5 separate regions of the Homo sapiens genome follow, and regions 1, 3, 4 and 5 are each linked to region 2. Evidence: chromatin loops called from intact Hi-C (ENCODE). Cell type or tissue: heart right ventricle. All regions are shown on one strand. Region 1 overlaps BCAS3 (BCAS3 microtubule associated cell migration factor). Region 2 overlaps BCAS3 (BCAS3 microtubule associated cell migration factor). Region 3 overlaps BCAS3 (BCAS3 microtubule associated cell migration factor). Region 4 overlaps BCAS3 (BCAS3 microtubule associated cell migration factor). Region 5 overlaps BCAS3 (BCAS3 microtubule associated cell migration factor).

What was found. Peaks named below come from ENCODE experiments on the same cell type or tissue, not always from the same donor. Only the 100,000 strongest peaks of a DNase experiment are listed, where the experiment ranks them.
Region 1: a loop joins it to region 2, with 2.9 times the contacts of the local background. A loop is called at or near these places in 7 of 110 quality-filtered maps.
Region 3: a loop joins it to region 2, with 2.1 times the contacts of the local background. A loop is called at or near these places in 4 of 110 quality-filtered maps.
Region 4: it touches region 2 in a loop (2.1-fold over the local background); 14 of 110 quality-filtered maps call a loop at or near these places.
Region 5: it touches region 2 in a loop (2.2-fold over the local background); 11 of 110 quality-filtered maps call a loop at or near these places.

Annotation. Positions count from the first base shown.
Region 1 is chr17:61,334,697-61,339,696 of GRCh38, forward strand. The region is part of intron 22 of BCAS3 (BCAS3 microtubule associated cell migration factor); the gene reads left to right. Among named protein-coding and RNA genes, the nearest start is that of TBX2-AS1, 62 kb to the right of the region's middle. RefSeq lists a silencer at 1,812-2,106. In heart right ventricle, no CTCF peak of the experiment used is centred here; no DNase peak of the experiment used is centred here; H3K27ac peaks cover 3,424 bases.
Region 2 is chr17:61,250,063-61,255,062 of GRCh38, forward strand. The region is part of intron 22 of BCAS3 (BCAS3 microtubule associated cell migration factor); the gene reads left to right. Among named protein-coding and RNA genes, the nearest start is that of BCAS3-AS1, 120 kb to the left of the region's middle. In heart right ventricle, no CTCF peak of the experiment used is centred here; DNase peaks (open chromatin) are centred at 1,033, 2,379 and 3,539; H3K4me3 peaks cover 284 bases; H3K27ac peaks cover 4,642 bases.
Region 3 is chr17:61,142,890-61,147,889 of GRCh38, forward strand. The region is part of intron 22 of BCAS3 (BCAS3 microtubule associated cell migration factor); the gene reads left to right. Among named protein-coding and RNA genes, the nearest start is that of BCAS3-AS1, 9.4 kb to the left of the region's middle. In heart right ventricle, no CTCF peak of the experiment used is centred here; a DNase peak (open chromatin) is centred at 2,494; H3K27ac peaks cover 2,166 bases.
Region 4 is chr17:61,207,428-61,212,427 of GRCh38, forward strand. All of the region lies in intron 22 of BCAS3 (BCAS3 microtubule associated cell migration factor), which reads left to right. Among named protein-coding and RNA genes, the nearest start is that of BCAS3-AS1, 74 kb to the left of the region's middle. In heart right ventricle, no CTCF peak of the experiment used is centred here; a DNase peak (open chromatin) is centred at 2,474; H3K4me3 peaks cover 1,613 bases; H3K27ac peaks cover 3,700 bases.
Region 5 is chr17:61,321,848-61,326,847 of GRCh38, forward strand. All of the region lies in intron 22 of BCAS3 (BCAS3 microtubule associated cell migration factor), which reads left to right. Among named protein-coding and RNA genes, the nearest start is that of TBX2-AS1, 75 kb to the right of the region's middle. In heart right ventricle, no CTCF peak of the experiment used is centred here; a DNase peak (open chromatin) is centred at 2,194; H3K27ac peaks cover 4,613 bases.

The sequences.
Region 1 (5,000 bases), 85 kb after region 2:
AAAACGATGTATCCAGTCATTGAGCCAATGTCTTACACATAATAGATCCTAAGAGGGCAAAGGAGCCACGACAAATGTTGAATTGTATTTTTGGGAAACCTAAGTGTCACAGGAACAGCTCACTGTAACAGCAACCGGTATTTATTAGTGCCCAGTAAATGCTTGACCCACTGATGGGCCTTGGCCCAGTAGCTAAGGCTGAGAGACCTTTACTGCACCTGGCCTTCGCAGAAGTTGGTCTGTGGATGGGGAGAGCCTGAACCTGCCTGAGGACTGAACCTGACTGAGGTCCTGAACCTGAGCACAGGACCTCAGTTACCTGGCCACTGTGGTCATCCCAGGGGCACCCAGAACAGACCGGAGTTCTTCCTCAGGCACATCACTGCCCCAGCTTTCAGCCTGGTGTCATTTTCAGCCCATTTCTTTTTCTCACCAAGTTGACTCAGCAAACTTCCCTTAGGTTCCCTTGCCCTTTAGGCAAGTCTGCTTCCACTAAAGTCCGCAGGCCTTGTGTGTGCTCTGTACGTTCACAGCAGCGATTCCTTCCCAGGGCTAGGAGGGGGACTTTCCCCTCTGGCCTAACATGCTGAATCGTCCTTTCCAGGGCACACTCGCAATGTGTCTATAGTCAAGGTCCCTAATGTTGCAGGAGCACTTCTTCCCCTCTGACTCAGAACTACTATTTTCTGCCTGTTGGGTCTCATCAAAGGGTCTGGGCCTTTTTTCCAGTTGTAAGACTCTCAGCAATGACGCCAAGATGCCCTTTGGCCACTGCTCTTCTACAGCTGCCTCAGCTCAGAGCTCCGGGGAGTCAGGGTCCCTGTGAGTCAGGTTTTGCAGGAGAGCATCCACTCCCTAGGACTGTGCCTTCTCCTCTGGGTGCTGACTGACTTCTCTGAGAAATGCTCTTCTGGGCCAGGTGCAATGGCTCATCCTAGCACTATGGGAGGCTGAGGCAGGAGGATCGCTAGAGGCCAGAAGTTCAAGACCAGCCTGGGCAACAAAGCAAGACCCCATCTCTAGAAAAAATCAGAAAAAAAGAATTGCCTTTCTGGCTTTGAGAGTTAATTGCCTTTCATAGAAACTGGAAGCAAGGGAGAAAAAGCAGCTTCTGGTTGTATTTTCTTCTCAGAAATCTATAAACTCCAATCTGGCCAAAAACGCAAAGCACCAGAGTCTGAGCTGGAGAGTGGGCACCTGAGAGGGTACCGCCCAGCCTAGCAGCTGTGGCTGCCTGCCAGATTGACAGCTGTCTTTAGACCTCACCCCAAGGGGCTGCCAGCCCCCCACCTCGGGGAGCCCTCGCTCCCAGCCCCCTTTCCATACTTTTCAGATACAGGGCGTGTCGGCTTTCCTTTCGCGCCTCCAGCTCCAGAGGCCCTGGCCCAGTGGTGCTGCTCTGGATCAAGGCCTCGCTAAACTCCCAGCTCCCTGGTTTGCAAAGCAAACTTCAGCCTTTTACTATTTACCTTGGCAAGTCCAGGACCGGATTGATGATCTGTAAAGTGGATTTGTTATTTGGCTGTTTGCTTTGGCAGCTCTTGAAAGCACTTTGCTGATTACAGTCCCAGATGTCATTGCATACATTACCCTGCTCTATAACGGGGCTTTGAACACTTTAATTTGAACTACAAATACTATTAAGCTTTTTGCACCTCTTCTGCCTTTAGTTCTTGGATATTAAATATCGGAACAGACAGCCTGCATTCTCTTAGGCTTCTTTCCCCTGGTCTTTGTCAGCGTCCTCCCACGGAGAGCTTCAAGCTTTCTTCCTGTTCTCTGTGGGTCTTTCTAGAAACCTTACCCACCTATGCCCACCTCTAGCCCAGCTACGCTGGCAGCAGCCTTGCCAGTTTTCACATAACAGGCTTTCTAGTTTGGAAGGTGCACTGTGTTCATGCCAAGCCTGGCTTCCCCGCAGTCACAATCCTTTGTACTTTGTACTGGGGCTTCATTTCATTCATCCACAGGGGTGCTGTATCCATTTTTTGTTTGTTTGTCTTAATGTTACTGACAACTTTGTTTGGGGAAAGCTAGATTTGGGGGCATGAATGTGTCATGTCATTTTGCCCAGAGAGGAAAAGTCTTGCCCAAGGTTACACAGAAAAGGCAGCAGCAGAACTTTATCCTTTCTGGCCAGGCGTGGTGGCTCACACCTGTAATCCCAGCACTTTGGGAGGCCAAGGCGGGCAGATCACTTGAGGTCAGGAGTTTGAGACCAGCCTGGCCAACATGGTGAAACCCTGTCTCTACTAAAAATACAAAAATTAGCCAGGCTTGGTGGCACGTGCCTGTAATCCCAGCTACTCAGGAGGCTGAGGCAGGAGAATCACTTGAACCTGGGAGGTGGAGGTTGCAGTGAGCCAAGATTGCCTCATTGCACTCCAGCCTGGGTGACAGAGCAAGACTCCATCTCAAAAAAAAACAACAACAAACTTTATCCTTTCTGAACTCCAAGCCTGATATTTCTGCCCAGGCTCCCTTTTTTATACTTTATTTAAATCGCCTCACCCGAGTGGAACAGGGACGTGAGCCATGTCAGTGTCTGTAAATAGAGGCAGTTGCAGGTTCACGTATCTTGGGAAGTTATTGGTGGAGAGCACTGGTGTTCCTGGCTAATGTGGGGTCTGTGATTCAGTGTTCTCCCAGGTCAGTGCTGCTTCCGTTGTAAATAAACCATTAGCTGGGGGCCTCACCTCAGGAAGCAATTTAAGGCCCAAGAGAGGTGGCCAAAGAAGTCAGCTTGCAGCCTCTAGGAGGAGACGCTTGGCTTTGCCCACAGCCCTCGGCCCCAGGTCTTCCTCTTGGAGCAACAAAATGCTCCCAGGGATCCTCCTGCCAAGATCCTGCCAGGCTTCCCTCGCCTTTGATTTGCCAAATTCCATGTGAACAGCCTCTGCGTCTGTTACTCTCCGAAGAAAATTACAGTTTCTAGTACACCTAAACTGAATGTTGGTGGGATTGTTTTTATTGTTTTTTTTTCCTTTTTCTTTTTGCGCTCACCCCTTAAAGGTCGTTTCTGATCTACTCCCTCTCCTCTAGCCTTAAAGTGTCCACTAGGTTCTTGGCTGAAACCTTTCAGCATTTCACAAGGTGTTAGAGACAGAGAAAGCCTCCTTGTTATGGAGAATTTGTGGTGTGCCTGTGAATATTTCCACCAGTCCTGCAAGGAAGATAGTTCTATCCCATTTTATAGTTGAGGAAACCAAGGCTCGGTGAGGTAAAGCGCTTCATCCAGTACCCCACAGCTCTAGGGTATTGTTAGTCTGGGTTCTGACTTAGGAACTGCAGCGTCCCTTCTGTGTTGTGAGCAACTCAAAGTTAGGTCGAATGTCACGCTTAATGTTGTATCTCAGTGACTAACCCTGGGCCCGGCTTATGTTATGTTAGGTGCCCCATAAATATTTGTTGGATGAATAACCATAAATCCACTCAAGTGGTTCTGATTTTAAGTGACTGTGTCATCCCTGTGGCCAGTCTCTGGCGGGGGCGGTAGGGGACAAACACTTTCAACTTTGAAATATTTCAGTTGAAGAAGTTAATTCACTTTGTAAGTTTACTTTAGGAGTAGAGATTATTGCAGTATTTTTGGCCACCGCTCTCAAATTCTTCTAAACCTTTACTATAATAAGCAAATTCAGCAGATTAAGGACATACTTAACTGCCAAATGGTGTTCTGAACTGTGTAAAGTTACCAGAGTCGCTTTTTTTTTTCTTATATAAAAGATTGTGTGGGTTCTGTGAACTTCTCTGCTTTTTTTAGCTCTTCCTGTTTTATTGTGTTTGAAGTATCTTTGTGGTGACCTGTTGGGATTGGATTCTTCCATATGGAAGTGTTTCTTTAACTTTTTAATCATTTCTTTTGGGAAGTAGGTTAGGGGTAGCAGATGTTGTTCTGGCATTGTTTGCCGAGTGGAGGTAGGGGCTTTTGGATCTGTGAGTCAGGCCAAAGCCAGCCTGGAAGAAGAAGGCTGTCCCAGGGGTGGGAGGCTGCCCATCACTGTTGGATCTGGCAGTGCAGGCCCGCGTGGGAGTCGTAGCTCCCTGTGTCCTCACTCTGAGTAACGCCTTTTCCATTTCCTAGGAAGAATACATTTTCCCCTGTGACACTGAAAAGTTATTTTTTTTCAGTGTCCCAAGGCAAATTCTTATCAGTCCTCAAATGGGAAGCCTATCTGGTGCCCTTACTGGGAAAAAAAAAAAAAAAAAAAAAAAAAAAAGCAGAAAGGAAAAACAGCAAATAAGATGAACTCTTCTTTCTCCCCCTTCATGGCAGTCAAGTCCCTCTTCATACCCCATTTCTTAGTGGGCCAAAGTTTAACATCTTGGTTTTGGGAAAAAAAAAAATTCACAAAGACCCATCTGCCTCTCCCATTTTCTCATGTTCTTTTGGACTCTATTACTCAATCAGTGACATGTGACCCCCTGGGAAGGTTGTTCTGTGGAGGATGCAGAAACTGACGATTGGCAGTCATCTTCCCAGCTCTCGGCTTCAACCCTGATTCTGACAGTGGCAGGCGCCACTTGCCCTTGGTCGGTTTTACTCCCTGCCCCTAGTGCCCACCTCTCCTTCATCCCAGGTCACACCCAAAAGCCAATGAAGAAAGGGTTTTGGTTTGGTGAGTGCACTGGCTCCCTTGGATCCAGGGGATAAGGATACAATGGGAAGGCCCATGAAGCCGCCTAAAGGAGCTCAAACTAGCATTTCCCTTGGCATTCTATTCCTTTCTTGACCAGACCAAGGCTTTGCAGGTAAACTAGGGAATCTCAGCATCTAAAGACTGAGGAGGCTGGAAACATTGGCTCAAGCCTGTAATCCCAGCAGTTGGGAGGCCAAGGTGAGCAGATCACCTGAGGTCAGGAGTTCGAGACCAGCCTAGCCAACATGGTGAAACCCCTTCTCTACTAAGAATACAAAAATTAGCCGGGCGTGGTGGTGCCCATCTGTAATCCCAGCTACTCGGGAGGCTGAGGCAGGAGAATCGCTCGAACCTAGGAGG
Region 2 (5,000 bases):
CGAAGACACCAGGCCCCTTGCCCTGGGTTTGTCTGGTGGAAGTTTAAGGAAAGTTCATACCCTGGGCCCAGTAGAGAGCTTTGCCTTCATAATTGTCTGCATATGATTTGACAAACATAAGACCTCAGTGTTCCTAGATCGTTTATCCCCCTCAGCAATGTGCTAAATATGAAGTAAAAGGTTACCAAAGGGAGGATAGGGAAGAAAACCTAATTACCAATCCTGGTAATTTTAAACATGAGAAGATTTATAAACAACGGCTTCTTCATACACTTGTGAGTTCTGACATGTTGTGAAAATAGGACCTGCTAAGCCATTGAAAGGATTTTCAATATATTGTACGAGATGGAAAGAGGACCCAGAGAAGGCTTGTTTTTCATTTTAAAGAGTTGCTTTAGAAACCAAGGTTGTAACTGAGCACTGCTCTGTGCTGTATCAAGCCGTAATATCCAGTGAGTCATGAAGGCATTAGGGAAGCACTGGAGACATCATAAGAAACATTTGAGTTAATGTTTGAGATAAGGAAGATGATTATCTCTAAAAAGAAACTGAAATTAAGGGGCACAGTCTCCCGTTTTCGGACAGCTAAAAGGCATTCTTTTCAGTGATCTCTCCTTTACTAACCCATGTACATGCTGTGAGTATGTGACCTAGAAACCAGGCTTTTTTAAGCTGAGCTCTGGATACTTGTAGACTGAGACCTTGGGCGAGTTACTGCCCACCTTGGCTTCAGCTTCCTCACCTGAAAACGAGTGATCAACCAGGTAATCTTTATGGGGCCCTTCTGGCCCAAGGACTCTATCAGTCTGGTTTTTGAACATTATCCTACATTAGACAATCTCAGAAAGGTTTTATGACTTGTGGGTGCCTTTGTGGTACTTCACATGAGCGGGAGGTCTTAAGACTATGGACCCCTTGGGAGACCAGTGTCTAATTCTACTACTTCCTCCTCCCCAAGAATTCAGATGGTGAAACACCCTCATCCCTCCAGCCCTGCCCCCAGGAAACCCTTCATTCAGAAAGGTCATTTCATTTCCTGTGAGCCAGTCTTACATCACTGGTGCAAGAATTGGGCAGTGCTTGCCCAGCTGGAAGGTGAGACATTGGAGGCCTCAGCCTGGTGTCCCAGACAGTATTTGTCAGGCTGATGATAAGCTGGTGGAGAGTCTGTTAACTCAAGGCCTGATTCTAATGAATTTGGGATTCCTTGCTGAAAAAAAGACTGGGCTGGGTGTGGTGGCTCATGCCTGTAATCCCAGCACTCTGGGAGGCTGAGGCGGGCGGATCACCTGAGGTCAGAGTTTGAGACCATCCTGGCCAATATGGCGAAACCCCGTCTCTACTAAAAATACAAAAAATTAGCCGGGCCTGGTGGCGGGCGCCTATAATCCCAACTACTAGGGAGGCTGAGGCAGGAGAATCACTTGAACGCGGGATGCAGAGGTTGCAGTGAGCCGAGATTGCGCCATTCCACTCCAGCCTGGGCAACAAGAGCGAAACTCCACCTCAAAAAAAAAAAAAAGAAAAGAAAGACTGGATCCTGGTCCATCCAAGATGCTGCCCTTGAGACCTCTGGGTTGATGACTGATATGTTGGTCTCTTGGGACAAGGCTGTACAGTTGAGAAAAGTAGCAAGAACATCAGATCTCTGCAGATAATCTGGCCCCCATAAAAAAGCAATAGCAACTGGGAAAAGGCTAGACTGCTAGGTTCCCAGCTATACTGGATTATTAGACAAAGCTACCCACTCCATCTTTGTTTATAGAACTCATTTTCAGGAACAAGTGTTTTATAGTGAGGTGGAGGTTGTAAAGAAGCTCTTTATAATGAAGATCCCAAATATGTGAGCCTTCTATCAAGCTTGATCTCAAGGAACTTTACACGGGTGGCAGTTTAGAAGAAAAAGAGAGAAAAGGATAAAGAAAAAAACTAATAAAAATAGCTGAGATCACTCAACAGTTATCAAGAAACAGATACTACAGTTTTATAACACGAAGTACTAAAAGTATATGCACTCTTAAAAGGCAATTAAAACGTATGCTCCAAAACTATAAAACATTTTCTTTTCATCTGCAACATAGAGGGCAGATTACAACACATTAATAACGTTTTGTTTAGAGTTCAGTTTCTGATGGTTTCCAAATGTAGTCTGTGTAGATTAACCAGAAGGAGTCCAGTTCTCTTTTTTAAGAGCGCTTGTAAAGGAAAGCAATGTGGTAAGATTGTTATGAAAAGAGAGTGTATTTAGGAAATAGCACTTAGCAGGGTCTCTCTGAATGGCTGCCAGGTCAGGAAGCTGAAGTGCAAGGCTTGGCCCTTGTTCAGCCCCCCCAGTTCCAGCTTCTTGACCACACAGTACGTCAAGAACATGTCACAAGCCAGCCAGGAAGACTCAGCCCCGCCCATGGGCCAGCTTGGCACGGCTGCTTTCACATAACCCAGGGCTCCAGAGGGGCCGGAGGCAGGCATTCCAGGGCCACGGGAACATGCAAGTTTTTAAAATAGAAGTGAAGGACTTAAAAAAAAAAAAAGCCTGGGAATTAAACAGTTGCTGAGTCCTTGAGTCCTTATGGAACATGGTTCCTCATGTAGAGTGGCAGAGGTGAAAAGGGCCTTAAAGGTTATCTCATCCTCTGCCCTCTGCTTATAGACAAGGACATTGACCTGCTTACAACCATAGTGATAGAACCAATTGTGGAATCCATATCTGTCAGCTCTTAGTCTGCTAAACACACTGGCTTCTACCTCACTGGGCTAAGCTGCCCTTTCTTCCTTGGATTTTGACTCTAGAAAGCTGTCCAGTAATCTGTTCCTATACATTTTTTTTTTTTTTTTGAGATGGAGTCTTACTCTGTTGCCCAGGCTGGAGTGCAGTGGTGTGATCTCAGCTCACTGCAACCTCCACCTCCTGGGTTCCAGCTATTCTCCTGCCTCAGCCTCCTAAGTAGCTGGGATCACAGGCATGTGCTACCATGCCTAATTTTGTATTTTGTAGTAGGGATGGGGTTCCACCATGTTGACCAGGCTGGTCTCGAACTCCTGACCTCAGGTGATCCACTTGCCTCGGCCTCCCAAAGGCCTGGGATTACAGGCATGAGCCACTGAGCCCGGCCCGTTGCTATACCATTTGTTCCTACTACTTGCCTAACTGTTCTATGTCTCAGTCTCAGTTTCCTTGTCTACAAAATGGAGATAATATCAATGCCTGGGCTGGGCCCGGTGGCTCACGCCTGTAATCCCAACACTTTGGGAGGCCGAGGCAGGCGGATCACCTGAGGTCAGGAGTTGGAGAGAATATATATATATATAATCAATGTCTGCTTCACAGAGTTACAAGGATTGATAGAATAAACATGTGTAACATTTACAGTGCCTGGTATGGAATAAGGGCTCAATAATGTTATCTATTCCCATTAATAATAGTATTATTAGCATTATACTATCATCTGTCTTATTGCTACTACTATTTCTACAGTTGCTACATCAGCAGTCCCAGGAACTTGGCCTACGGCCTAGGCATGGCGTATGAGCTCTATGGTAGTAGAAGGTCAGACCCAGGATTGGAGGAGGGGCAGCTGAGTAGAGGGGAAGATGAATCTCGGATGCCTCTGGGCCAGTGCTTCATAAAGTCCTGTGCTCAGATTCCAGCTGTGGAACAGAGGTGCAGAGGTGGATTTTAATGTTATTGTTGTTTTTGCTTTGTTTTGCCTTTCCATTTTTGTTGTATAGTTTTAGTTGAAAGAGACTTTAGAGATGATTAAGTATACATTACAGTTCGGCCTCCACGGTTTACATGGGGGAAAACTGAAGCGCAGAAAGAAAAAGTGACTTGCCTTATGTCTTGCTAGCCTTACTTGGTAATTGAGTAGAGCTCTCTTGTCTAATTTACATATAAAAGGAAAACTGGAGAAGAAAGAGCCTTAGGATAATACTCATAAGATCTAAAATTCCTTTAGCCTTTCTTCTACATCAGGCCCACTGGGACCCTACTTAAAACCCTCATTTTGACCTGGTTCCTCAGTCAGCATGGAGACAAGCCCGAGGAAAAAACTCAAGAGAGCCGGCCTCCTTCCTTAGGTATTATTAGAGAGCAATCCCCTATAAAAGTTAAGTGGATGTTTGTTTTTTATTTAAAACCTTCAGGAGATTTAACCCTGCTGGGCTGCTCCTGCCTCACCCACAGCAGTGTCCCTTCAGGCCTCACAGAACACTTCTGCCGTAAAGAGGGCTTGCTTTCAGAATGCTTAAACAACTCTGACATGCACATTTCTTTGCTTAATACAAGGCTCACTGATTTAGAAGGTAAAATTACTTTCTTAGTTGATGCCTCAATTGTTTTTTCCTTTGAGTTCTTATCTCTCCTTTGCCCTAGTGTCAAGTCAGTTTTCCTGTTTTGCTAAAATGTTTGATCAACTTTAAGATTAGAAAATTTATGGCGGGGCGCGGTGGCTCACGCCTGTAATCCTGGCACTTTGGGAGGCCGTGGCGGGCGGATCACAGGGTCAAGAGATGGAGACCAGCCTGGCCAACATGGTGAAACCCCTTCTCTACTAAAAATACAAAAATTAGCTGGGCGTGGTGGTGGGCGCCTGTAGTCCCAGCTACTCAGGAGGCTGAGGTAAGAGAATCACTTGAACCTGGGAGGTGGAGGTTGCAGTGAGCCGAGATTGCGCCACTGCACTCCAGCCTGGTGACAGAGTGAGACTCCGTCTCAGAAAAAAAAAAAAGGATTAGAAAATTTATACTGCTTTAAATACCCAGTGAGTATAGTATATGATTGCTGGAAAAGTCGTTCATCCTGACCAAGAACAATACAATAACAACAAAACCATTACCTGGAAAAACCAACTAGAAATTCAGTGAGAACATTTTAGCTTTTTCCTTTTAAATTTTTAAAATTCTGACATTGCCTGGTTACATTGAAACAGCCCTGTTGTGTCATCCTACTTTCTTTTTCCTGGTATTTTCCTCTTTGGGACTTTGGTTTCATTAATCTCAAT
Region 3 (5,000 bases), 110 kb before region 2:
AGTACTGTTTCCATGATTTTATAGTGGTCAGATTATGTATATGTTTTCTTATCCAAAATTCCCTTGGTTTTTCTCAGAAGCTTTTTCTTCTAGCATTTGTTCCCTTTTAGAATCTCCCTCACCTCTCTTTCTGATTATTTATTAAAAGAACTCAATTTTTTCAGTGCTGAAGGAGAAGTTAACTATCAAATGCCCATATAGCTACAGTATTGGGATAATTTATCTAATTTTTCTTATGAGTAAGTTCTCTTTGACTTTATTTTTGAACTCAACTTGCTTGCATTGTTCTTGTTAGTAAAAAACATTGCTAGGATGTACTTAGTAATTGGAGTCAGCTGCACTTAAGACTGTTCAGCCAGACTGTTATTTTAGCCTTCACTAGTAGGGTTTTTAACACCAGTTTGACCTTACTTTGAAACATTCTCAAAATACCATACTTTAATATCAATTTATATACTTTCATATTAAGGCAGGGCCGGGTCCCTGGGGAAAAAAATAATGAAATTTTTACTTCCCACAAATGTAGAATAAAGGTAGATATTCTGATTTTGTTTTTTAAAGAAAAATAGAGGTAAAGACTTTAAAATTTTTCTTTGGTCAGGACATAATGCTTGCAAATACATTCTAAAATATAAGTGGGCCAGGCATGGTGGCTCACGCCTGTAATCCCAGCACTTTGGGAGGCTGAGGCGGGTGGATCACCTGAGGTCAGGAGTTCGAGACCAGCTGGCCAATATGGCGAGACCCCGCCTCTACTAAAAGTACAAAAATTAGCCCGGCATGGTGGCGTGTGCATGTAATCCCAGGTACTAGGGAGGCTGAGGCAGGAGAATCACTGAAACCTGGGAGGCAGAGGCTGTAGTGAGCCAAGATTGTGCCACTGCACTCTAGCCTGGGCGACAGAGCAAGACTCTGTCTCAAAAAAATAAAATAAAATAAATAAAGTATAAGTCACAGAAAGATAGGACACCTACAAATTAGGGGTGCTGGTTTCATTGGCCAGTGTGTCCTACCATTGCTTTGGGATAGAGACTGAATCCTCAGTGTGAAGCACCAAGTAGATGGTGATTATTCATGAAATCAGAAAGAATTTTTTTTCTGAAATACTAAATTCCCATAACCTATGCAAATTACATTTTAGGCAAGTAATGCTCAAATTTTCTATAAGTGTTCTGAAAATAAGTTATAAGTTTTTGTTCATTTCATAGGAGGACAGTTGACTCCTTTCTACTCTTTTTTTTGCCGTTGTCCCTATTTTTTGCCACTGGTAAACTCCTGCCTAGAGGAATGCCAGAGGCAGAATAAATTTTGGAGCATGGATTTTTTTTTTAAGGAGGGTTATAGTATCCTGAAGACTTCATTTCTTTCTCTGAAGACACAACTATCAGCAAATCCATATAAGGCAAGTGACTCCCTACCATCTCCTCCGAGTCTTCTACGTGTATGTCTAGATACTATGACAGATCCAGTGCCTGTGAAGACCTGGAACATTTCAGACAATCACACAGATGTTTTCTTATGCTATATATAGGAATTAAGCAAGTGTTTCATAATGAAGTGTCCCTCCAAGCATTCTCTATCTTCTGGTAATGCAAAAGTGTTAGACATCCAGTAAGCAGCCCTTTTTAGGCCTAAAATGTTGACTACTTTATCTCTGTTACCTTTCTGAAATGTTTGGCCTAATATTTTTTATAACATCTCTGTGAAAGTTTGAAAATTTATGATTGTTGATCCTCAATAGTCAAAAAAGTAGTCATTTAACAATACAATATTTCTCTCGTGTTCTTGAGCATGTATTTAAGTTAGCTTTAGTTAACCCTTTATTTTCTGGACTTCTTCAAGTCAGCTCTCAGAATTGTTTTTACGGGTTGCTGAGGAAGCTAAAGGTCAAAGATATTTTCTTAGTCAGTTGATTTACCTCAAAGAATTACTTCATGTAGATTAACTGAAATAATGATGCTGCTAAGATTCGCAGATTAAGATCATTATAGCATTTGAGTAGGCCCTCAGTGACAAATTGCTCTAAACCTGTTTGGCTCACCACCATAAGGTTTAAAACATAAAAATATAAAAGTGCTTAAAATTTTCTTTCTGTTTCCTTATCAGAAATATTCATTTAGACCATAACAACTGTTAGAACAAGATAACAACTCCAGGCCAGCTGTCAAATGTTTACCATTATCAAAACTCTCCCTGGAGGGAGATGCAACTTTGGCTCGCCTCACCGGCAGTAATTTAATTTTTCCTTCATTCTGACTCGGAAATGGCAGCATTTTTCAAAGCTTCCTCCCACTGATGGCTGAAATTTTCCTTGTGAAATGATTTCCACCAGTCTTGAATCTTTCTTGTTTCTGCCGTCTTCACCTTTGCTGATGGTTCTGCAACTCATCACCAGCTATGCAAACTGACAGTTCACATCCTGGGGCAGCAGCGGGGTCTGGCCTGCAGAAAGGAGCAGCCTGACCAAATTTACGCTCACAAGATCTCTTAATTCACAAAAGCATTTGCTCTAGTTCCTGTTCTCTGCTGCAGGGGCTACGGAGAGGGAGTGGGGGCTGGGGGAGGACCATTGGGAGAATGTTCTGAGGAGAAGAGAGGCTCTCTTCACACTCTACTGAGTACACAGACTTTGGAGATGAAAAACAGACGGAGAGAGGCATTTCCAACCATCTTGCTGATCTGTGCAGGAGTTCATTGAACTGTACAGCACAGCACCAGACCCTTGTGTCATTTAATGTTACTTTAAAAAATTATTCTTAAATGTTCAGCACAAATATCCCTCCCCTTTTTACTTAAGCTGAAAAAGAATATAAAAATTAAAGAGAAATTGAAAATCTAAGTCTTGCAGTGAGAATGACCAGAAATCGTTTCCCTCTCTGGGGGGTTCCTGTTTAATATGAAAGTCCTCTTAACAAGCGTGGACAGAGGAAGTTTTAGGTTTGATTTGAACTTCATGTACAAGACATATTTCATTTTTTTTTCTTCCCTCACAAATTTCAACCCAGGCCACTTGTTTGCAGAGACTGCCAAACCTTCCATTGCCGCTTCCAAGATACTCCTGGAATCTGAGATTACCTTTTATCCTCTTGATGGACCATGTTGTTATTTTTGTCATTTTCCCTGCAGCTCTTCTGCTTTGCTGGGGAGGACTCATCCCCCTATGCATCATCTACCCCCCGATAGCTGACACAGTACTGTTCACAAGGTTACTTACTGGTTTTTTGTTTTTTTTTTTTTGAGACAGTTTCACGCTGTGGCCCAGGCTGGAATGTAGGGATGTGATCACGGCTCACTGCAACCTCCACCTCCTGGGCTGAAGTGATCCTCCCACGTCAGTCTCCTGAGTAGCTGGGATTACAGGTGTAAGCCACTACACCCAGCTGATTTTTTTTTTTTTTTGGTGTTTTTTGTAGAGACAGGGTTTTGCCATGTTGCCCAGGCTGGTCTCGAACTCCTGGGTTCAGGGATCCATCCCCCTCGGCCTCCTAAAGTGCTCGGATTACAGGTGTGAGCCACTGTAAGCGACTATCCAGCCAAGGTCGCTTACTTGTGTACCAGTTTGGGTCACTCTGAAAATTGCTTTGAAATACTTACTGTTTAAAATGACTGAGCTCTTAGGAGTGTTTCTGCCCTCTCCCCACAACCCTCAAATATCTAAAACAACCTAATCAAATTGGTAGTTTTCATGGCTTTCAAAATGGAACTAAAATTAAAGTAAAAATGATAGAATCTTGAGCTAGAGTGGCAGATTTGAATTCTAGGCTTTGCTGGTCCACTGATGATGTTCATTTTCTTTCCTTGTGACTCTCATAATCAGAGTAAAAAGATGAGATTGTAAGTGATAACACAATCCATTCAGAATGTATGACTTTGCTGAATTGAGGTTGATCTTTAAGTGTGAGTAAAATGTTATGCAAATTGGTAGTTTAAATAATATTTCAGAGGGGAACATGCACTTGCTAGAGAAAATGAAAATATTTCAAACCCACTTAGTTTTTTTAATGGCAGATGTTTCCTTTTTTTAATTTAAAAAAAATTTTTTTAAGACAGGGTCTTGCTCTATTGCCCAGGCTGGAGTGCAGTGGCGTGATCATGGCTTACTGCAGCCTCGACCTCCCAGGCTCAAGCAACCCTCCCGCCTCATCCTCCCGAGTAGTTGGGACTATAGGCACACACCACCATGCCTGGCTAATTTTTTTTTTTGAGACAGAGTCTCACTCTGCTGCCCAAGCTGGAGTGCAGTGGTGTGATCTCGGCTCACTGCAACCTCCACCTCTCAGGTTCAAGCGATTCTCGTGCCTTAGCCTCCTGAGGACCTGGGACTACAGGTACGCACCACCACACCTAGCTAATTTTTTGTATTTTTAGTAGAGACGGGGTTTCTCCATGTTGGTCAGGCTGGTCTCAAACTCCTGACCTCAGGTAATCCGCCCGCCTCAGCCTCCCAAAGTGCTGGGATTACAGGCATGATCCACCGCACCCGGCCATACCTGGCTAATTTTTGGTTTTGGTTTTGTAGAGAGGGGGTTTCACCAGGTTGCCAGGCTGGTCTTGAACTCCTGAGCTTAATCAGTCTATCCACCTTGGCCTCCAAAAGTGCTGGGATTACAGGTGTGCACCATTGTACCTGGGCCAACAGGTGTTTCTTGTATCAAAGTAGCGCTAATAGATTTCTGTTTCTCAAAGTGTTCTCAAGTATAACTCACCTGCTTCCTTGTTTCAGACTGGCCATTTCCCTAATTGCCTGAATTAGCGGTGTTTTTATATTCTCAATAAAGCTTTGGGGGATACATACCTTAGAAATGTATAAGTTGGGGCGGGGCACCGTGGCTCACGCCTGTAATCCCAGCACTTCGGGAGGCCGAGGTGGGCGGGTCACCTGAGGTTGGGAGTTCAAGACCAGCCTGACCAACATGGAGAAACCCCATCTCTACTAAAAATACAAAATTAGTCAGGCGTGGTGGTGCATGCCTGTAATCCCAGCTACTCGGGAGGCTGAG
Region 4 (5,000 bases), 43 kb before region 2:
AAAGATCCCAAATGTGTCCAAGGTTACAAAGACAGTGAATGCATGACTAGATTCAAACCAAGATGCCCTGGCTCCTGAAGCTGTGCTCCTAATCACCAAGCTGTTTCCCATGGCATTCTATTCTGTGAAGGTATTATCATCTAGTTGATGGCTTCCCTATGGATGTTGTCTAACTTTTTTTGCATTTACAAACAAAACTGCAGTGAACATCTTTATACATATTTCCTTGTGCAGTGGTTAGCATCTTAGAAACTTGAATATATCTGCTTCTTAGCCTCCCACCCAAATTTCTATGTTGCTTTAGAATCCAGAGGAGAAAATCCGCCCTCTTACATGGCTCAAAGAAATATGCTCACAGAGTGCCCATTTTTCAGTTTTCTTAGAGTTGTGAGATTTAAACTAAGAGAAATAAGGTACATATATATTTGTGTGTTGCTTAGTGAGAAGTGGTGGGTAGGAATAATTTTTCTGTTTTTGCTGAGATCTTATTAGTAACATGGCTAAAAACATTGGCTTTGCAAAATTCTCAGTCAGATTCTTGCTTTTAAATAGAATTAGAGGGGAAAATTACTATTAGTCTTTTATATGGAAATAACAAAAAACTTAGGAGATAATGTTGATCACATACCCTTTTTTATTATATCTTAGTAACTTATTTAATATTTTAGAAAGTGGCTTATAAAAAATTTATTGATTTCTACTTAGTATTTCAAATCTAAATTCAGGATGGGAAGGTTTCATGAACTTTCCAGAGACTAGTAACTTCCTATTCCACTTTCCTGGGCTTGGTATTTTAGTTATTGTATTGTCTACTCATATATTTGACTTTTCACTGTGTTTCATTTTGTCTAAAGCGGGACTCTTCTCCTCCCAGGGACCAGAGAATTTTCTTCTTGATGTTCTGTTAAAGCCTTGCTAAGCTCTGACTCAGCCTGACTTTAAATCCATAGTTTCATTTTCTAACATTATTAATGATTAATCTTGAAGCACCGAAGAAATGAAATGTGCTAGTAAGTGTCGTTAAAAAACTGAGAGTTTTTCTTCTGTTGTGGACATTTCTTGTCCATAACAGCTTGAGTTTAACTCGAATCTCATTAGCTCAGCTTAATTTGAGGATGTTCTGAAAAGAGAGAGGGAGAAACAAAGCACGTGGTCATCCCAAATGCTAATATCAGAGACTCTCTTTTAAAGCTACTAGGTCCACGCTTCTATGAAGAAAGCAGGTATCCATGTTGTTGATGCTCCCTAGAGAGAGCCTCAGACACATTTTGTTCCCAAACAGAATTAGAAGGAAAAGGTCTGCTTAGCTGTCTTTTCCTGTTTAAAATACAGCTGCCCCTGCAGTAGAGCCCTTGTCAGCTCGCTGGTGCTCTCTGCAAACTTGCAGTGCAAGTCTATGATATAAGTGGTGTAGAGTGGTTTTGTTGCTAAGAGAAAAGTGCTAAAAAGGAAAAAAAAAAAAAAAGGAGGGCCTGTATCTCTTGTGTAGCTCAGATCCTTTGGGTATTTAATGTACAGTTTCAGCAAAAGACACTCAGAATTATACCTCTGGTTGGTTCAAAATTGCTTAAATGTTGAAACATATGGTCTCATGTTCCATTTGTTAGCAAACAACCAGCTGTTCTCAGCCTGCCAAATCCAAGTAAACATCCACTGTGTGGAAGAGTGAATCTGAAATGGTTCAGTAAAAACATAAAAGCTGTTTTTGCTGAAGAAGAAGAAAAAAAAAAGGCCACCCCGAAACAACAGCTAGTGAAAAAAAAAAAAAAATCTTGTTCTGATAACGTCTTTTCCCTGGCTTGCTTACAGTGGACTGTGGAGTAGGAATGACTCTAGAGCCGTTTCAATTTAAAAAGATTTGTAGGCAAACTTGCTGTCCTCTTCTGTTGCTGAAAATCGTGATTGTCTTGGTTACAGTGATTATTTTAATAAAATGCAATTATCTGAATAATTAATGTATTTGACTACTCTACTGTGTCCTCCATTCACAGAGGCCAAAATGTCAAAGATCAAGTAGATTGGGAGAATAGGAAAATTCTCATTATAAAGGCAAGGGGAGGAGGGAAAGGATGAAATATTTGGAATTTCAGTGCAGTGGTTTCTATTTATCCGAAATGTCAAGGGCAGTGTAAAATGTATTTTTAAAATGTGTTTCTGTATGGTTTGTGCCCATTCTTGGCGTGGCTGTGGCTGTACAGAGACCATTGTTCTTTGAGGAATATGAGGGGGTGTCTTTGTCCAAAGTGACAAAAAGAAGACTTGGAAGACTGGGCTTCCTTTGTTCCTGTGCGGTGCTGTAAAATTTGGTTTGAAATTAGGACCTCAGGGAAGGACCTTCAATAGAGAGCTTTCATTTCCTGCCAGCATTTTAATCACTCTGGGGTTTAAAGTGGATGGCCGGCCAGCATAATGGCCCTATGTTTAATAGAACAGCTTGTATCTTGAAGGCCAGTTAAGGGATCTGTCATCCGCCCAATATTCGTCTTTTCTGTTTCCTGTCCATTTATGAAGATCACCCACCCTTTTAGGTGGCTTCCCTGGATCATTTTGTAGGGGAGCTGCTGCCACTGCTTCTTAAAGAGGCTGAACAGAAACCCAGTTGAATGTGGTCCAGTCTTCAGCCCACGCAGGGAAGTTCTGCAGAGTGCTTTAATTAGACACGAAGTTCACCACATTTGGGAGTTGATTCCATCAGTTGTAGAGGGACTGTGTCAGATTTCACAAAAAATATAGAATTGGAAGAAGATTAAAATTTATCCATATCTCAGAATTATTGGCACCTATTGACCTGATATGTGCTCACATCATCACTGTGGTGGATGTTAATGTCATCCTGTCATGCACAGGAGTAACTTATCTCCTGAGGGGTGAAGTAACCTGGTGGGTTTGATCCTGTTGTATACAAAGGAAATTCACAATTTTTCTAATACAGTGGCTTGTTAACTCTGAAGGCAGGCTTCCTTTGGAACCCTTTAGAAATTTACCTTTATAGTTTATGAGATGATATCCAGAACTCCTAAAGGAGTAAATATTGGAGACAAGACTTGAAAGAGAGAGCCAGCAGTAAGAAGTAAGGGTTCTGAATTTCTTTCCCAGCTCATGCCTAGTGGGTAAGAGTAAGATAACATCAGTAAAAGCCTGAGATTCACTAAGTTTTCATGTAGGAACTGTCACTGAAATTGCTCTGTGACCAGGTGCTAAGAATGGCCTTGTGTTGTCAGTAATAGTGAACTGCTTGGCAGAGGTAATTTTAGAGGTAACTATTAAATAGGATCACAAAGTGTTTCCCTAACTGAGTAATAACATACATGAATGAGGGGAGAGAAGGAAGGGACCTTTTCAACTACGAGCACACTCTCTATCCCATCTCATAGCCAGTTGTGCTGCAGACAGACAAAACCAGAGAAGCCGCTTTTCACGGACATTTTTCTTTTTTGCAGATACCTAGGGGTTATCATGGGGAAACAAAGGCATGTATAAACCTCATTCAGCAGTCTTTTCAGATAGAGTCTGAAAAGAGTCTATCACCAATCTATCTGAGGTCAGCTTAATCCATACCCACAGAGATGATGAGCCAAAGGCTTCCCTAAGCTAGGGTCCCATAGTCTTCCCCAAGCTAGGGTCCCAGCGCTGGGTGGGGGACAGGAGAAAAGGCCTGAGGCACGGGGGAGAAAAGGCAGTTGCAGATAGTAATGTTTGGAGGCATGCTCAGTTATTCAGAAGAAATGGAATGACGTTAAAATTCTCCCAAAAAAGGTTGGAACCACCTCTGCTTCCCTTTCCCCACTCTGTAATCAGTAATCATTGTCTGGTGTGTTCAGATGATAATCCAGTTGGCCACCAAGGGGTTGTGCTTCCTTACTGACTGTATTTGTGATCTGTAAGACTTTTCAAACACAGGTTTAAACATCCAGAGACTCCAGCCTCTTTGACAGTCATTCTCCCACTGTGTCCCTTTTGACTTCTTTTGTCATGTCTCTAGTGCAGATTTCCCAGCTGCCCAATTTGAGCCCTTTTGAGTTGACCTCCCTTGGATGAGTAGCTCTTTGAAAGCTGATTTAAAGTGAGTGTTGCTCCACCTAAGAGCTGTTGGCTGAAAAAAGCACTGTCTACAACAGCAGAGGTGGCCGAGAAAGGCAGACAGGCTCTCCTGAGGCTGGTGTTGCAGATTTGCATTGGTCTAGTAGGAATTATGCATCATTAGACTGAACTTCTTATGTTTGCATCCAGGTCATTTCTCCATAAAAAAAAAAAAAAAATGCCACTGACATTACAGCCAAGGAACCATCATTGTACTTACACCAGTCTGTTCCCACACATGAAGTGTTATGCTTCAAATAACCGCTCAACAGCTCATCTGAAGGTCCAGAGTATGTTTACTGGGTAAAATATTTCAGGCATAGACTTGGAGAGCAAGCTGCCCACCAGGGCAGGGCCTTAGCATAAAGTTAATATCGTCAAAGATCTGACTATAATCCATTTCATTCACTGTTGCAGTTTGCTGTGTGGGTGTTTCTACAATGTGGGAAACTTGTTTCATTGAAGAGTCTGAATATTTTGTAAGGATGTGAAGAGTTGCAAATAATCTTTTCTGTAAGGCTATGAGGAGAAACAAAGCAGCTAATGTTAGAAAGAACTGGTACACGATTGTTTTCTGTCATTTGTAAAACAAAATAGGAATATTCTGGTCTTTACAGATTTATATCCTCAACTTGTTGCTCCTTAAGGATTATACAAAAAGCATACCTATGAAAAGATCTGTTCTACTGGAAGGATATCCTATTTTGAAGCTCAAATAGTTTTATTTTTATTTACGTATTTATTTTCAGAAATAGCGTCTCCGTCTGTCACCCAGGCTGGAGTGCAGCAGTGTAATCATAGCTCACTGCAGCCTCGAACTCCTGGGCTGAAGTGATCCTCCATCCTCAGCCTCCCAAAGCACTGAGATAACTAGTGAGGGCCACCACGCCCAGCCTTGAAGCTCAAATAATTTTAAAATA
Region 5 (5,000 bases), 72 kb after region 2:
GGCAAGTTATTGATCTCTGAGCTTCAGCTTAGTTCCTTTTTAAGTAAATTGTGGATACTAACACCTATCCCGTTTTTTGTTTGTTTGTTTGTTTGTTTTTTTTGAGACGGAGTTTCCCTCTTGTTGCCCAGGCTGGAGTGCAGTGGCACAATCTCAGCTCACCGCAACTTCCGCCTCCCAGGTTCAAGCAATTCTCCTGCCTCAGCCTCCCGAGTAGCTGGGATTACAGGCATGCACCACCACGCCTGGCTACTTTTTGTATTTTTAGTAGAGACAGGGTTTCTCCATGTTGGTCAGGCTGGTCTCGAACTCCCAACCTCAGGTGATCTGCCTGCCTCAGCCTCCCAAAGTGCTGAGATTACAGGTGTGAGCCACCACACCCGGCCCCACTTATTTCCTCAGATTAGTATTGGGAGGCGTGAGTGACCTCATGTGTAAAGGTGCTTTGCTCAAATGCAGGGGACCTGCTCTGAAGGAAGGGGCTAGGCTCTGGGAGACTGTTTTAGGGGACCTGTCAAACTGAGCAGTTTTTAAGATCAGAAAGAATTGTTTTCTCCCCTCACCCTTGGTGAGGACCAGCATTGCCTGCCAGGGTTACACCCATCCCTCCAAGCCTTCCGCCCTCCTCTAAGAAGTGAGATTGTAACTCAGCCACTATTGGGCTGTGACATTTCTTCGCCTCTGAGGCACAGCCAAGAACATGGCCTCACTCTCCCTCCCACCCCTCTTTCCTTTTTCCTCCCTTTCTCCTGCCTTCTCTTCATTTCAAACAAGTGAGTTGTGTTAGTTGGTTTTTTAATGAGGTTTTTCCAGCCTCTTGTTTTTTTGTCCTTGACAATAAAGAACTCCCAGTTACCCAAAGCTGAAAATAAAATTTGGCAGAAGTAAGCCAAAAGTATAGTCTCATTGGTGTTGATATTTTTAAGCCTCTCTTGAGAGAGAGAGACAGAGAGAGAGAGAGAGAGAGAGAGAGAGAGAGAGACAGAGAGAGAGAGAGAGAGAGAGAGACAGAGAGAGAGAGAGAGAGAGAGAGGTGGTGGGGGGTCCTCTGGGAGACAGGGGCAAATCGTCATGGAATAAGAATCTGTTTGAGCACCCTGGGGTGAGGACTTTATATCTTTTTCTGAAAACAAGGCGCCTTCCTTTTTTTTTAAAGGCGTGTTGTGGCTATTTTGATGCCTTTTGAAAGTGCCACAGTTAATTTGATTGAGCTGCTAAGCAGTTGGTTTAAAAAAAAAATGAAAGAAAAAGGAGAATGGTCACATGGATTTAGCATCACACGGGGAATTCGCTGTAACCCAGCCATCTTTTAGGCAGCTGATGACCACGGGCCAGATTGTTCATTTCACAAAGGGGAGGCTTTTAAAAATGAGAAGACTTTTGTCTAGAGCCCAAACTTCCCCAGGGGGAAGGACTCATTTATAACCCGTTCTGATTATTCTTCTCCTCTGAAATCTCACTGGTTGAATATGAATTTATGTGGAGCACTCAGCTACAACATGGAAATAAGTAGTGCAGTGAGCAGTTAGCATAAGGGAGTTCCAGCCCCGGGTTCTAGTCTCAGCTTTGACCCTCCCTGGTAAGCTGTATAATCACAGGAGTGGCCCTGAACGGACTTAGGATTTGGTTTTCTACTCTGTGAACTGAAGCTAATTTCTCCTACCTGGGAGGATTGATATGGAAGAGAAAAGTTGTTGATAATGTAAAAATGCTTTGAGAAATATCTTAGCTGTTCTCAAAATTATAAACTCGGGAGTGTGGAGGGGGTTGGTGAATTTGGGGAGAAATTGGTGACCAAGGGTCTCCAGTTCCTTCCTCCATATGGCATCTCTGTCAAAAGTTGAGCCTCTGTTTCCTTAATAGGCCACTTCCCTCCAAGGATTCAGGGACCATTCATCACCGTGGTGCCTAGTCCCCAGGAGGTCAGTGGCCTGCTGCGGTGCTCAGCTGCTGGTAAGTGATCCAGCAGAAGCAGGCAGCCCTGGCTTATCCATGGCCCCCTGGCCCCTGTGTGGGTTCCTTGGCTCCGTGTTTCTCGTCTTTCCCAGACGCTTCTTCCCTTCTTGTTTGCACATTCTTCCTGGAGGAAAATGATAGCTCATTGTCAAAGGTTGGGCGGGAGACGAGGTAAGAACTGTTAGTGTCTGTGAGATGTTTGGGGATTTCCAGCTGGAATCCTCACACTTCTTTGGCTGGAGCCGCCTTCCTCTGTGTTCTCAGTGTGCTCTTGTAACCCTCTGCTAGATCACTTAGCACATGGGACATACTGGGACTCTTCCCATCAGGCTGCAAACTCCTCCAGAGGCAGGGACCCCATCCTTCTGATTCTCTGTATCCCCAGTGCCAGACATATGCTAAGCACTCGAGAAATGTTTCAATCAGTGAGTGAATTAGAGGCGGGAGAGACCCTACCTCCTTTATCATACACATTGATGAAACTGAAGCCTAGAGCTAATATGTGAGGTGATCACACAGAGGATACTAGAACTAGGATTAGACTAAGGCAGAGATTCACCCATTTGACCCCTGCAAGGCTGATCACTGTCAGGGCAGGGCAGGGAGAGGCTGCCCCGAGTATGTGTGGTAGTATTAATATATGTACATGTAATATTTGTGTGCGTTTAATCCCAGTTCTAGTATATCCTGACTATGGTATATCTATATATATCCTGACCCCGGGTTGGCTGTGTGTTAAAAAATCAAACTGAAATCGCCTCCAAAAGGAAGGCAGCACTGAATGACAGTAAAGTAAGGGCTGGGCCTGGGGTCAGCAGCCTGGCGTCCAGCCCTGCCAGCCACTAGCTGTTTGACCTTGGCTGAGTCATTTCCTCTCCCTCATCTCATTTGCCTTGTTTATAAAATGGTATCCAGCCAGGCACGGTAGCTCACTTCTATAATCTCAGAAGGCGGGAGGATCAGTTGAGCTCAGGAGTTCAAGACCAGCCTGGGCAACCTAGTGAGACCTCATCTCTATGAAAAAAAAAAAAAAAGAAGAAACAAAAAAGAAGATGTAGACTGTGTGATCTCTGAAATTTCTCCATGTTCAAAAGTCTAACCTTCGAAGACTTCTAAGAGTTTTAGAAGAAAAGTTTGAGCTGCTAGAGGAGAAAGAGGAAACAGTTTAAAAATTAAGTTAGAGAGTTCTTGCAAAGGAGATGTTTTTGTTAGAGACACTGAAAATTCTTCTCTTAAAACCATTTCCACTAGAGGCCATCCCACCATGCACAGTTAGCCTGGGCTTTAAAACCCCGCTCCCTCCACTGCCAAATGAGTTGCTGATGGGAATTTTTTGAATGTTTGACTCTGTGTCTCTGTGGACCACAACAGGACCACAGGCTGTTACACAGTTAGCATTTAACTTACATTATGAAGTGACAGAATCGCACTTGTGTGGCTGATAGAGACCATTGCAAGTAACTAACAACCGTACAAATAGCGCCCTGACCTTTTCATATCTGTGGGGCCTGATTCTCAACCTCCATCCTGTCCTGCACATACTCGGCGTGGCCTCTCCCCACCCTGCCCTGAACAGTTATTAGGGCTCACAGGGCTTGCAGGGTGACCCTCTGCTCCAGGGATATGGGCACTGCCTGGAGGGTGGTGAGCCTTTCCTGGGAAGACCTGCACTGGCTCTCCCTGAGGGCTTTCCATACCAATTCATTCTTGGTCAGTGGCAGGCACATTTCACACTGAATTCCACCCCATGGGGCTGTGTCTAATTGGACAAATTTGAACAGCAGGCAGCACAGCCACTGCCGCAGGGAGCATTGATATATGGCCCAAGCAAGGGACTAAAATCTTAAAGTGACAGGGCCCCGTTTTCAAAGAATAACTGGCTGGCTTCCAGGAGTAACAGGCCTGATGATGACCAGCAGGAGAGAGATGGGCCAACTCCACAAAGCAGGGGCTTTTTTAGGGAGGTGTTTTTGAAATGAGTGTCTCCATTTTTCCTGGTCTTGGTGGCAAGATAAACAGGATAGGGTGGTCCCTGGGGACAGTCATCTGGGACCCAGTCATGCTGAATGTTTCTCTCACTAGAGACTCACTGTATCTGTATCCAGATTAAATCTGGCTAATATATACTGCAGGGAAGCCTCGGCAGAGAACAGAGTGAAAAATCGTGTTGTCATACATTACTAAGCACCCACCATTCATTTGTTTGGCATCCATCAAATCTCTATAAATGCTAACTGTGTGTGCTATTAAATGCGCACTGCCCGGACACAGTGGAGCTTGTGAAGTTTGTGGTCTAGGAGGGGAAAAGACATTAATCAGATAATCTCACAAATTAACATAATTACAAATTGTGTGAAGTATAATGAAGGAAAAATTCCATGTGGTATGAGAGCATCTGAAAAGGGTATGCAGGGAGAGTTTCCCTAAGGAGGTCCCATTTAAGCTTGGCTCTAATGGGTGAGATAAATCAGCAAAGGGAGTAAGAGGGGAAGAGGAAAAAGAAATGCTTAAGGAGTTGAAAGAGGGCCTGGGTGGCTGGAGCTCAGCACCTAAGCGGGACAATAGCCTGGGGTGACTGTGGGGTCTTGCTGCTCATGTGGACTTTAGTTTTATCCTAAATGAGAAGCATGTTTTCAGCAGAGGGTGAGTTTTGAAAAGATCACTCTGACCTTACTGTGGAAGACAGGAGACTGTTAGAGAAGTCGAGTAGAACATGATGGAATGGATTAGGCTGGCCCAGTAGCAAATAGAAGTGGACAGTAATGAGTGTTATTTAGGAGGTAGATTCCACAGGGCTTTGTTACGGAGTGGACATGGGTGGGTGGAGAGGAAGAGATGTTAAGGATGCTCCCCAGTTTTCTGGCTTACTTCACTCATTTGATGTCATTCACTAAGAGCTCCTAGTCACATGGAGGAGGAGGCTTGGATACATTACATTTCCAGTGGATTTGAAGATGTTAAATCTACAGTCAGATCTATGGGTCTTCAGCACAGAAGAGGTGTTTGGTCTAGGGGTTTCCTTAGGAAAGAATGGGGAGAGAAGA